2 separate regions of the Mus musculus genome follow, and region 2 is linked to region 1. Evidence: chromatin loops called from intact Hi-C (ENCODE). Cell type or tissue: left cerebral cortex. All regions are shown on one strand. Links, peaks and the distances in the headings refer to the core of each region. The heading gives the core; the rest is flanking DNA.

The links. Peaks named below come from ENCODE experiments on the same cell type or tissue, not always from the same donor. Only the 100,000 strongest peaks of a DNase experiment are listed, where the experiment ranks them.
Region 2: a loop joins it to region 1, with 2.3 times the contacts of the local background. A loop is called at or near these places in 1 of 42 quality-filtered maps.

Annotation. Positions count from the first base shown.
Region 1 is chr5:43,072,380-43,077,452 of GRCm38, reverse strand. No RefSeq gene overlaps it. Among named protein-coding and RNA genes, the nearest start is that of Gm43700, 36 kb to the right of the region's middle. In left cerebral cortex, for the core only: no CTCF peak of the experiment used is centred there; no DNase peak of the experiment used is centred there.
Region 2 is chr5:43,228,160-43,233,232 of GRCm38, reverse strand. The region is part of intron 1 of Gm7854 (predicted gene 7854); the gene reads left to right. It also overlaps a transcript of Cpeb2 not described here. Among named protein-coding and RNA genes, the nearest start is that of Cpeb2, 2.6 kb to the left of the region's middle. In left cerebral cortex, for the core only: no CTCF peak of the experiment used is centred there; a DNase peak (open chromatin) is centred at 2,488; H3K4me3 peaks cover 444 bases; H3K27ac peaks cover 473 bases.

The sequences.
Region 1 (5,073 bases), core at 759-4,758:
GCTTCTCTGTATTTGCAATTTATGAAAATGACGGGCAACAATACTTATGTCAAAGGAGCATATTTGGGGATGATGTACTGTGGTCTTATATTCTATTCTTATATTTCTATTTTTAAATGGCAAGAATAGAAATTGAAAATACAATAAGAGTACTTACAGAGACATGTGAATGAGACACCATGGGCAGCCAAGATGTACACAGTGGGAAAGAGAGGGGCACCGTAAGCCTCTGAACTGTCTGGAAGTCAGGAGTTACTAGAGGAGCAACATTTGGCAGGTGACCACTGGGTAGAAATCCTAACCACAGCTTTAGAAATGTTGACTGTCTGTTGTCTATGGGACAAATGGTCATAAGAGTGATAGTGTGGGCAAAAGAAGGACAAGGTATATTAATGACTAAGGAAAATTGATGTTTAAAAGCCAACTATGGATCCCTAGCAATGAGAAGAGAGGGCAGAAAAAGATGATAAAAGTGGAGAAGAGGCAGTAATATAGAAGATTGAGGGCATGAATGTCTTTTGGAAATTTTCCCACGTGTTTCCTTGCAGGGTGTCTGCACTTCAATGTATGTGCTACCATTTACCACACACCACTGACCACACTCAGGCTAAGGGAGTAGTTCTCAACCTGTCTAACAACCCTTTCACAGAGGTCACATATCAGATAGAATGCAAATCAGATATTTACATTATCATTCATAACAGTATGGAGACTATGAATTATCAACAAACATAATTTTATGGTTGGGGGCTCACCACAACGTGAGGAACAATATTAAAGATTTGCAGCATTAGGAAGGTTGAGAACCACTGGGCTAAAGGAACTCAAAGTTAAGTGATGGAGTTACTTGGGTTTATTATAGATAGTATTTCCTCACAGCCTGGAATGTTTACTTCTATTTTCTTTCTAATTAATGCATATTTGAATTGACACACAGTAATTGTGTGTGTATATATATATATATATATATATATATATATATATATATATAAAATGAGTGGTGGGATACATGGGAATAGGATAGGGAATAGCTGCGAGTACTTACTCTAGAAACCATCTAAGAGTCTTTGGGAAGAATACCAGCATCCCTATTTTATAGTTACATGTTTTTTAATGTGCCCTTTAAGTATGCACAAACATATATGTATATCTTAAAATCATATTATTTTTTAGTTTGGAAAAAATGGTTTTATTTGTCACTTGTTTGGTGTTTTTCACCCCCCCCCCCCAAAAAAAAGTACCCAGTATCTATTCCATCCTTGGCTTCTCTACCTGGTAAATGGGGACAGTGAAGCCTGCCATTTACCCCCAGGAGGCTGTGGAAATTAAAGCTCTGGGTCAATAAAATCTTTGCAGGTTCTCCAATGAAAGCTTTGGGGTAACTACAAAGTCTCTATTCCTGTTTTGTATCGACTTTCAAAAGTCTTTCTTAATACACAATAAAACAGCTTTCATCCCAGGACGATGTGGTCCTCCTGTGACTGCCTCTGTAAGCACCTGAAGGATTGCATCCTGTTTGCTCTGATTTCGAAGCAACCATTTGAGCTGAAACCACAGCTCACTTTCTTGTGGCAAATTCCTGTGGAATATAGGACACAGAGAGAACTGTGCTGACTAATGCTAAGATATATTAGTTCATTTGAGGAAGGTGGTTTGTATTCCTTATGATGGTTAGCTTTGTACCAGATTGTAGGGAAGCCTCATCTCTCCTTTTCTTTTTTCTTTTCTTTTTCCCATCATAACCATTTACTATTATTTTCAATTCTTTCTTATTGGATATTTTCTTTATTTACATTTCACATTTTATTCCCTCTCCTCATTTCCCATCCCCAAACCCCCTATCCCATCCCCCTCCTCCCTGCTCACCAACCTACCCACTCCTGCTTCCCTGTCCTGGCATTCCCCTACACTGGGGCATAGAGCCTTCACAAGACCAAGATCCTGTCCTCTCATTTCATCTCTCCTTTTCACACTTCATCTTTTTACCTCAAACTTGTAGTCCTCCTGTCTCATCCACCTGGATGCTGGACAAGGGTGTGCATCACCACTCCTGGCTCATATATGCTTCTTAGTAGAATGTTTTTGACAATTGTGAAAATTTATATCATGGCAAAAAAATTTTGTCATTTTAACACACTGGTTAATTTTGAAAATGTTTTTCTTGGATTAATCCTTAATAGATTGCCTGTATGTGCTTCTAAGTGAGGCATATTTATAGCAAGCAAACATGGCACTAATGCACACACACTAAAGACTTTGACTACATAACATAGGGAGAGCAGAGCTTTTCAGTATTCTCATGTGATTGCAGCTTACAACAGGCATCCATCAGATTTTCATGAACTCTGTTCTCTTTGGTCACAATTTCTAATTATTTGACATGATGACCCAAGTCTTTATTTGTGTGATTGTTCTTCTTTTCATATCATGTTATAAGTTGGTTATCTATTACAACTCCAAAACTAAAGGCATCTTATGTTTGGAAATAAGTTCAGGGGTAGGCTTGAAGGTTCCTCATCTTTCTCATGGCTCTGACACCATGTAATTTTACTTGGGCTATCCTACTTGTCCTGGGACCCATGGATACTAAGTATGACTCTTGTCCTCCAGGAGACTGTTCGGAGTTTGACCATGGAAGTGGCAGGAATCAAATAGGAGAGTAGAATGTCATATGGTTTGGCTTGTGCCCAGAACTCACTGCTGCATAATTATTAACTTTCAAAGCAAGGCTGGATTATGGAATGTACAGGAGACTCTACCTCACCGAACAGAGAAGAGGCTCCCAAATCATTTACAAAGGTCAGGGATTGAAGGAGGCGTGACACACATTGCCTACTTGCTCCAATCAGTCTGGTCCAATAACCAATAGCAAGAATATTTCTATCTGATTTCACAGGATTTGTAATGGCTGTGTAGTTTTAGAGTCATGACTGCACGGTTACAGTTTGTGTGTTCTACAGATTCTTATGTTGGGTGTCCCTCTGTCCAGTGCTGTTGAGAGTGGGCACTTGTGGAAAGTGTCTGTGTCACAGGGCAAGAGACCTGGCTGGATGAGGTAAGGCCTTTTTCCAATAAGGGGATCACACTACAAGGCCTTGATTAGTTGTGCTAAGAATATGTTGCTGTGAAGTGTGGTAATCCATGTTCTCTCCTGGCTCCTAAGCATGGTTCTTGTTTTTTGCCTTCCCAGCTTTCATAATCAAGAGTCAATATAAGTATCTTTCCTTATAAATTAAGCATCTTCAGGTGGTTTGTTATAGCAACAGAAAACAGATTAAGATAGCCATCAGGGATAATTTTAGATATTCTCCTAGGGATTTTGTTTGTGTTGAAGAAACAACTTTACTGGGGAAAGATTTTTATATTTGAGATAATTTAAAAAATACATTAACATGGGGTCATAGAAGTTAATGCTTTGTTTATTGGCCCATAAATATAGTTCTGTTGGCTTATTTGTCACTTTTAAAGAACTTTCTGAATGGTTCCCACAGGTAATTTTCCATCATTTTTATGTGATACTCATTTTCCTGTCCTGCCTATAATATTGACAATTTCAAAATAGTCCCCCAGCACCCAGTATTTGGTGATACTGAATTTTCACTTAACTGCTAATACAGGAGGAAAGAAAAGAAGGACATCAGAGAGAAACTGAGGAACAGGAAGGCAATTTCAGTCAAACATGGGAAAGGCATTCTGCAGCATTTGGCCACTCTCAGTGATTCCCGAAGCTCTGCTGGCATACTCTCAAGAGTCAACAAGTACGAAGATGCTCTCAACCTCCTACGCCTCCCTTTGTCCTTAATTAGTTCGATCACAGAGCTCATTTTCGTTTCCCTCAAATCATTTGATATCTTAGAGCAGCTGTTTTAAGTGGGACACTCTTGTGAAAATGGAGCAAGCAATAAAATAAAATGTAGCTGTTTCTCATGATTGGATTTTGCGATGCTTGGGTAAGGCAGAGGGATACCAGGTGGAGGTAAGATTTTGGGTCATCCTTCAAATCATATTAAGTATCAGGATAAAGAAAGAACCTTGTTGGTGGACACACCCACTGACTCTTTCCTCAGTCATTCTCTTTGCAGTGATGTGTCCAAGAATTTGTTGAAGTGATACATTCTTCCCTGATGACAGCATTTTGACATTTTCTCCCTCCCTTTCAGATTTCCACCATATACTGAATCTGACGCAAAACTGATGCTTCATGAAGAACATTGCCGCTGCAAGAGTGTGATCTGTAGACGAGCAGTCTCCAAGCCATCTATGATGCAGACCCTCAGCTACTATCCAGACCTACTGATCATAGCCTGGTGGAGACTATGTCATGAAGGTTCCCAAAACTGTGTAAGATTAGAGGCAGTGCCAGGAGCACCTGTGCAACTTGGAGGACAATTTTTCCCCCCTCTTCATGCTTACTTTTTCCTTGGCCTCTCTGGGGTTTATGTCAGCTTCCACCACTCTGAACTACAGAATTACCCAGGCATACACTGCTCTTGTTCTTTTCAAAATCTTCCCCAAACAGGGAGATGACCTTGGGTCCTTTACTCGAAGCTCAATTCACTGGATAAAAGCAAAACAAATGATAACAACAAAGTGCACCAAAAGCTGGGGCGTGTCTGAGACGGAGGATTTAAAACAAGCCGAGAGCCGTGGTTCAGAGCCCTGTTCTTGCTGCACGCCTGTAGATGCCTTGAGTCAAGATCCCACAAACTAAAGTTTGCTCCTACTTCCCTTTTGGGATGCTTGCTCTCCATCCCCTCCAGGCTGGTGGAATGGTCCAGGAATCTCCAGCAGCCTGCTTTCTCTCCTGGCCTCCTAGCCTTGCTATTTCCTGGAGAGTGACTCACAATGTATTCATGGTCACCACCATCCCCTGAAGCAAAGAGGTGGCTCTCCAGGGTGAGAGGCTCTCCCAGGCTCCACCTACTTTCGAAGATGACTAATAACAGGTATCCACCACACCCCTGTCATCTTCAAACAGAACACTGCCTCTAGCCAACTCACAGAACCCTGTCTATTAGGCCCGTCTAACAAGTCCTTGTGGTCATCAGCAAACAGGAGTCATTTCTCAGTCTC
Region 2 (5,073 bases), core at 695-4,694, 160 kb before region 1:
CGCCGCTTAAGAACCCCGGAACGTGCGTCAGCAGCCACCTCACAATCGCGCCGCCCCTTGTCGCGCGCCCTGGCACGCGCGAGCGCGCCGCCGCCGCCGCCGCCGGCCTCGCCCCGCCCCGCCCCTCATTAGCGTGCGTTGTGGACCCTGCGAGGCAGCGGGCGCGCGCGGCGCGTCCCTCAGTCCAGGACCTTGAATGGAGCCCAAGGGGGTGAAAAAAAAGCCGGTGGAAGTTGGGGAGACGGCTAATGGGTCTCGAGCACCGTGCGCGTGCGCACGGAGGCGAGCACGCGCGGGCGTTGCGGACGGTTCCTGGGCAACCGCCCCTCCTGTCCCCTGTCGCACGCGCCCCCTCCTCAGGCCCCGCCCTGTCCCAGCCCCTGGGGTCACGTGAAGTGCCGCTGTCCCAGACCTGCTAGCAGGACTAGGGCGCTAAGCTTGCAGGACTCTAGAAGGTCCCATGCTCTGTGGTCGGGTGCGAGCCGCGCGTGCTGTCACCCACCCTTGCCACCGCTGGAAGGCATTTTTTTTTGTTTGTTTTTTAAGAGTAAAACGCGAAACACCGGCGCCTTTTGCAGCAAACATTTCCACTTCAGCAAGGGGAACAAAGTCTGGGAGCCGACAGGGCTCTGCGTGGTTACTCGCGCAGGAGAGCTCTGAGTAGGTTCTGAGACCAGCTCCTCCTGGCCCCGCTGCTGCAAGCCCTGGGTGCGCTGTCACCACAACCCAGGGGTGCCGGACTCCTCCTCTACAAGTTCTTTCTGGCTTCCTTCCCCCGGGAGACTCTCATCGGAACATTTCCGAAGCTTTATTAATTTTCAAGGGAGAAAGATTTCTCACATCAGGGGGGAAAGGAGATTGTGACTCAGCAGCGGACTTGTTGAGGCTTGTAAAGTGGAAGGGGAAAGGCTTTCCATGTAGACAGAGGAGCGCTGGATGGGGACTTAATCCAGTGTAATTCCTCCCCACAGGAACATTTTACACAGAGAAAACCACACTTGACTGTTTAGTCCAATGATAACTGATCCACACGACATAATAAAGAATTGTATGTTCTTAGTTTTTATTTTTAAGTTTTCCTGGTGCTTAGAAAACTGAAATTACTGAATGGATTCCAGAAATACCTACTGAAATCTCAACAGTTTGCAGAAAGTTGATTCAGACTGGACTAATGATGTTGTAACTTACTAGTCTCTTAAGGAAGTTAGGTAGATGTCTTTCTGAAGCCCCTGTCAGTTGAATTTGGTTCCTCATCTTATTTCAAAAGTATGCAAGTCAAATAATCAGTAAAAAGAGAACAGCACTTCAAAAAGAAAATACTTTATAAGATCTATGTGTGATTAATAAGCTAAGTTTCCCAAAAACATATTTTATAAAATTCATTTACTTCAGAAATTAGCATGATAAGCAGAATGTTGTTTAAAAGTTAATCTCAATAGCATATTTAACAAACAAGGTAGATATTGATCTGGAAAAGTGCTTCCTTTAAATTACAATATGTAAAAGGCAGCATACATTAGAATTAAAAGTTATCAATAAGTTATCAGTGTCAGTGAGGTCCATGCCTGTGATCCAAGCATTTGGGGGGATGGGGCAGGAGAATTGCTGATGTCAACAGAAGTTTCATGCCAGTCTGTCTCAACCTTTCCCCAAATGTCCATTTCTAGCTCAAAGATTTAGATAGTATTAATATATTTTACAGGGATAAAGCATACAATAAGGAACTAAGGCCAACGAAGTCTTAAGAACAGATGTAGTTGTGTTTTTTTTTTCTTAAGTAAGAGTGTATTTGATTGGAAAAAAGTTTCAGTAAGCACCCCCTAGCTCAGTCTATGCCCAGGACAGAGAAGGGAGAGCCCTTATTGAAATTCTCCTCAATGCCCTTCTGCACCAGTGTTTGAACACAAACAAGACTGCTTAGTGCTCTAAGTGCAAGGTTTTGTTTCAAAGGACTGACAGCCCTCTTGAACTGGACAAGAGCCATCCCGTTTGTCATTATTCATGAGGTCAAACTTCATTTTCCATGCAACAGATCCTAAATCCTATCTGCCATGTCCTCTACTCACAAGTTCAACACCTCGGAGAGGGTTTTGAAGGCCCCATTTTTCACAGGAGGGGAAGTTCTTTTCTGACTTTTAAAGCTTTGGAGTTGCTGAGCTTCTCATGTGTGAAAATGTCCAGAGAGAAAGGTTTCCTGTAACGTGTAGGTGGGTGCTGGTACTGGAAGTGAAGGGCTTGTAGCCTTACAATAGGTTCCAAACTCAGATTTTAGGAGTCTATATTATGGTCTTGTTTTCATCTGAAAATATGTTTACTCTATGACCATTAATTAAAGGGTTGATTCAGGCTAGACTAAGATTAGATGTTATAAGCACCATCTTCTTAGATATGTAGATAACTCCTTGTTCTCTGTTAGCTAAATATGATTTGTACTTCTTGGTATCTCAGATGTACCTAAGTCAAAATAAGCAGTTCGTTTGTTCCCTCCCACTATCCTGGGCAAGCACTAAAATGTATATTTTTGCTTCCACTTTATATACACCCAAACCCACATATGTTTGTGCAACTAAAAGACATTATTAAGCAATCCTTATTCTTGGAGGGTGCAAAGAATTCTGTTTTTAGCTTAAATGTATCCAAATGAGTTCAAATCACAATTCTTAAGATCCATAAATACATATTGATACAAAATCCAAAAGGCCACAGTCATAAAAGACCTTATCGTACTTTCTATTCTATCTTAAACCTCTTATCAGAACTTCTCCCCTAGTCTTACCTTTAGCTGCATACCTGACTGCTTCTTTCACTGAGAAAGGAAGGCAGTCACCTGAGGTCTGCCTTTGTCCATGGACACCTGACTTTCCTACTTGCTACAATGGATGGCCTAGCTACCTGCTTAAGGACAGGTCCTCCACTGACACACCTACTCCCTCCTATTCAAGTCCTAGCTTCAATAGGTCTTCCTCCCTTTTATCATCATCTCTCTGCTCACTTGGAAACACTCCCAGGTACACAAAATATATCAGTCACCACTTCCCATCATTGAAAAACAAAACCCAAGCCCCTTGAGTTTTGGTTCTTCCTCTTTGGTTACTCTCCCTCTTCTGCTTTTTACTGGTACCTATTTAAATGTCCAAGCGAATGGCTCAGAGACACCTCAAATTGCCATTGCATTTGCTCAGGTCAAAAGCCTTGAAGCCAGTCTTGATGTCCCAATCTGTACCGTGTATAAATCATCAGAACTTACTGCTTCTCCAACTGTTAAGCTATTGCCAGAGTTCACCTCTGAACACTCCAACCACAACCAATCTGGTCCAGGGCACCACTCTTTTTCCCCTAGATCGGTATTCTCATCTTCTAAGTCTCCAGTTGGAAGAACGTGATGGAGTGAGCTGCAGTGTATACTATTCCCAATACTCTAAAATTATAATCTCACTGTAAACATTAGTCGAAATGCCCTTTTCAAGATGGAAAACATCATGTCAATCCCATTAAGTATACTTTCTCAGAATAAGTGAATGCTTTTAATAACCAAAGGTTCCCCCTGATTCCCCTTACCTCCTCCTGACCTAGAATGGGGTGATTATTTTAAACAAATCAGGCCAAGTCCTCTTAGCTCATTGACCTCGCAGTCTCCATTGTCTAGAGTATCAGCCCCTAATACCAACAGGCTCACTCCGTCTTTTCTAAGCCTCTCTTTCACTTATTTTAAGTCTCTGCTTGTGATGATTAATCTTGGTTGTCAACTTGATTGGACCTGGAATCAATGAAGAGACAGAGCTCTGGACAAACTTAGCAGAGTATTTCCTAGAAGGCTTAAATGAGGGCAAAGACCCTTTCCCAGAGTAGGCAGTACCTTCTAGAAGTGTCCTATATACAAAGAGTTCTAGAGATGTGAAGGGTGCTTTCCACCTGCCCCCTATGCTTGTGCATGTATCTGCCCTGCTCCCGCCATGAGACTACTGTCTTTCACAAACCCCATCCCAGTGTCTTCAGACTTCCCACAAGCACAGGGACTAGCAACTCTCCAGGATTCTCTCACCTTCAGCAAGTAGATTAGGCATGCTGAGATGGCATCTCACCTTGTGTACCAAACAGCTAACTACCAGGTTCACAGCATCTCCAGACAGCAAACAGCCATTATTGAACTACCCATCCCATATCAGGGAAGCCAATCTAACCATCCCCTCTATTAACCATGTTTACTCTATCCTTCCTGGCTCTCTAGAGGATTCTGACTACTGCTCAGGTTCATTACTCAGTACTAGCCTCTCTGCCCCCTCACCCCAACATGATGTAAAATTACACCCCCTTTCAGGCTCCCTGTTCCTCATAGGCTGTGTAATTTTTTTTTTCTATGCCTAACAAACTACTTACTAACAAACATTTCTGCCCTATACATTAGACCTGAAACCCACAGGGAAAATACACTATCAGGTATGTTTACTCCAGCAGCCTCATTTCCTAAACAAGGCCCTGATACATTGAGAACATGCATTGAAGAAAGGGTCCCTTGCTTTGATGAAGACCCACATAGGAAATAACAGTGGTAGGTAGAGATGGTGGACTATGTACCTCTCAATTCTTCATTTGCTTGTAAGCAGCTTCCCAAATGCCGTACTAATGCTACTTAGGATCCCAAAGCAAGCGAAGATAATTCTAGGCATCAGTAGGATCAAGAACAAATAGATAAAGCATCGTAGGATTTTTGAGCAGAGAAAAGATAACCGTGAATCCTAGGCGCCTAGAGCTGGAACATCAGCCTTCAGTCATAGGAATATTGAGATGCTTGAGCAAATGGAGGAGTTGAACCTAACTCCCAGAGTCCTTGAGCCAGTTCAGGAAGAACAGCACATGCCGGCTCGTGCCTTGCCTCCACATGCTTGTTTCTCATTATAAGGTGTCCAGCAGCCAGGTTCATCCTTTACATGAGCCCGATTATTTCTGTTTTGGGATTAAGAGAGAAAGGTTAAATGAGCCTCAAATGATCACAGACAGCTTCTGCTCTACTGACAGTCTCCAGACTTTCTCTCTCCAACTGTAGGTTCTGATCTCCTCTTACGTTTTAGCCCT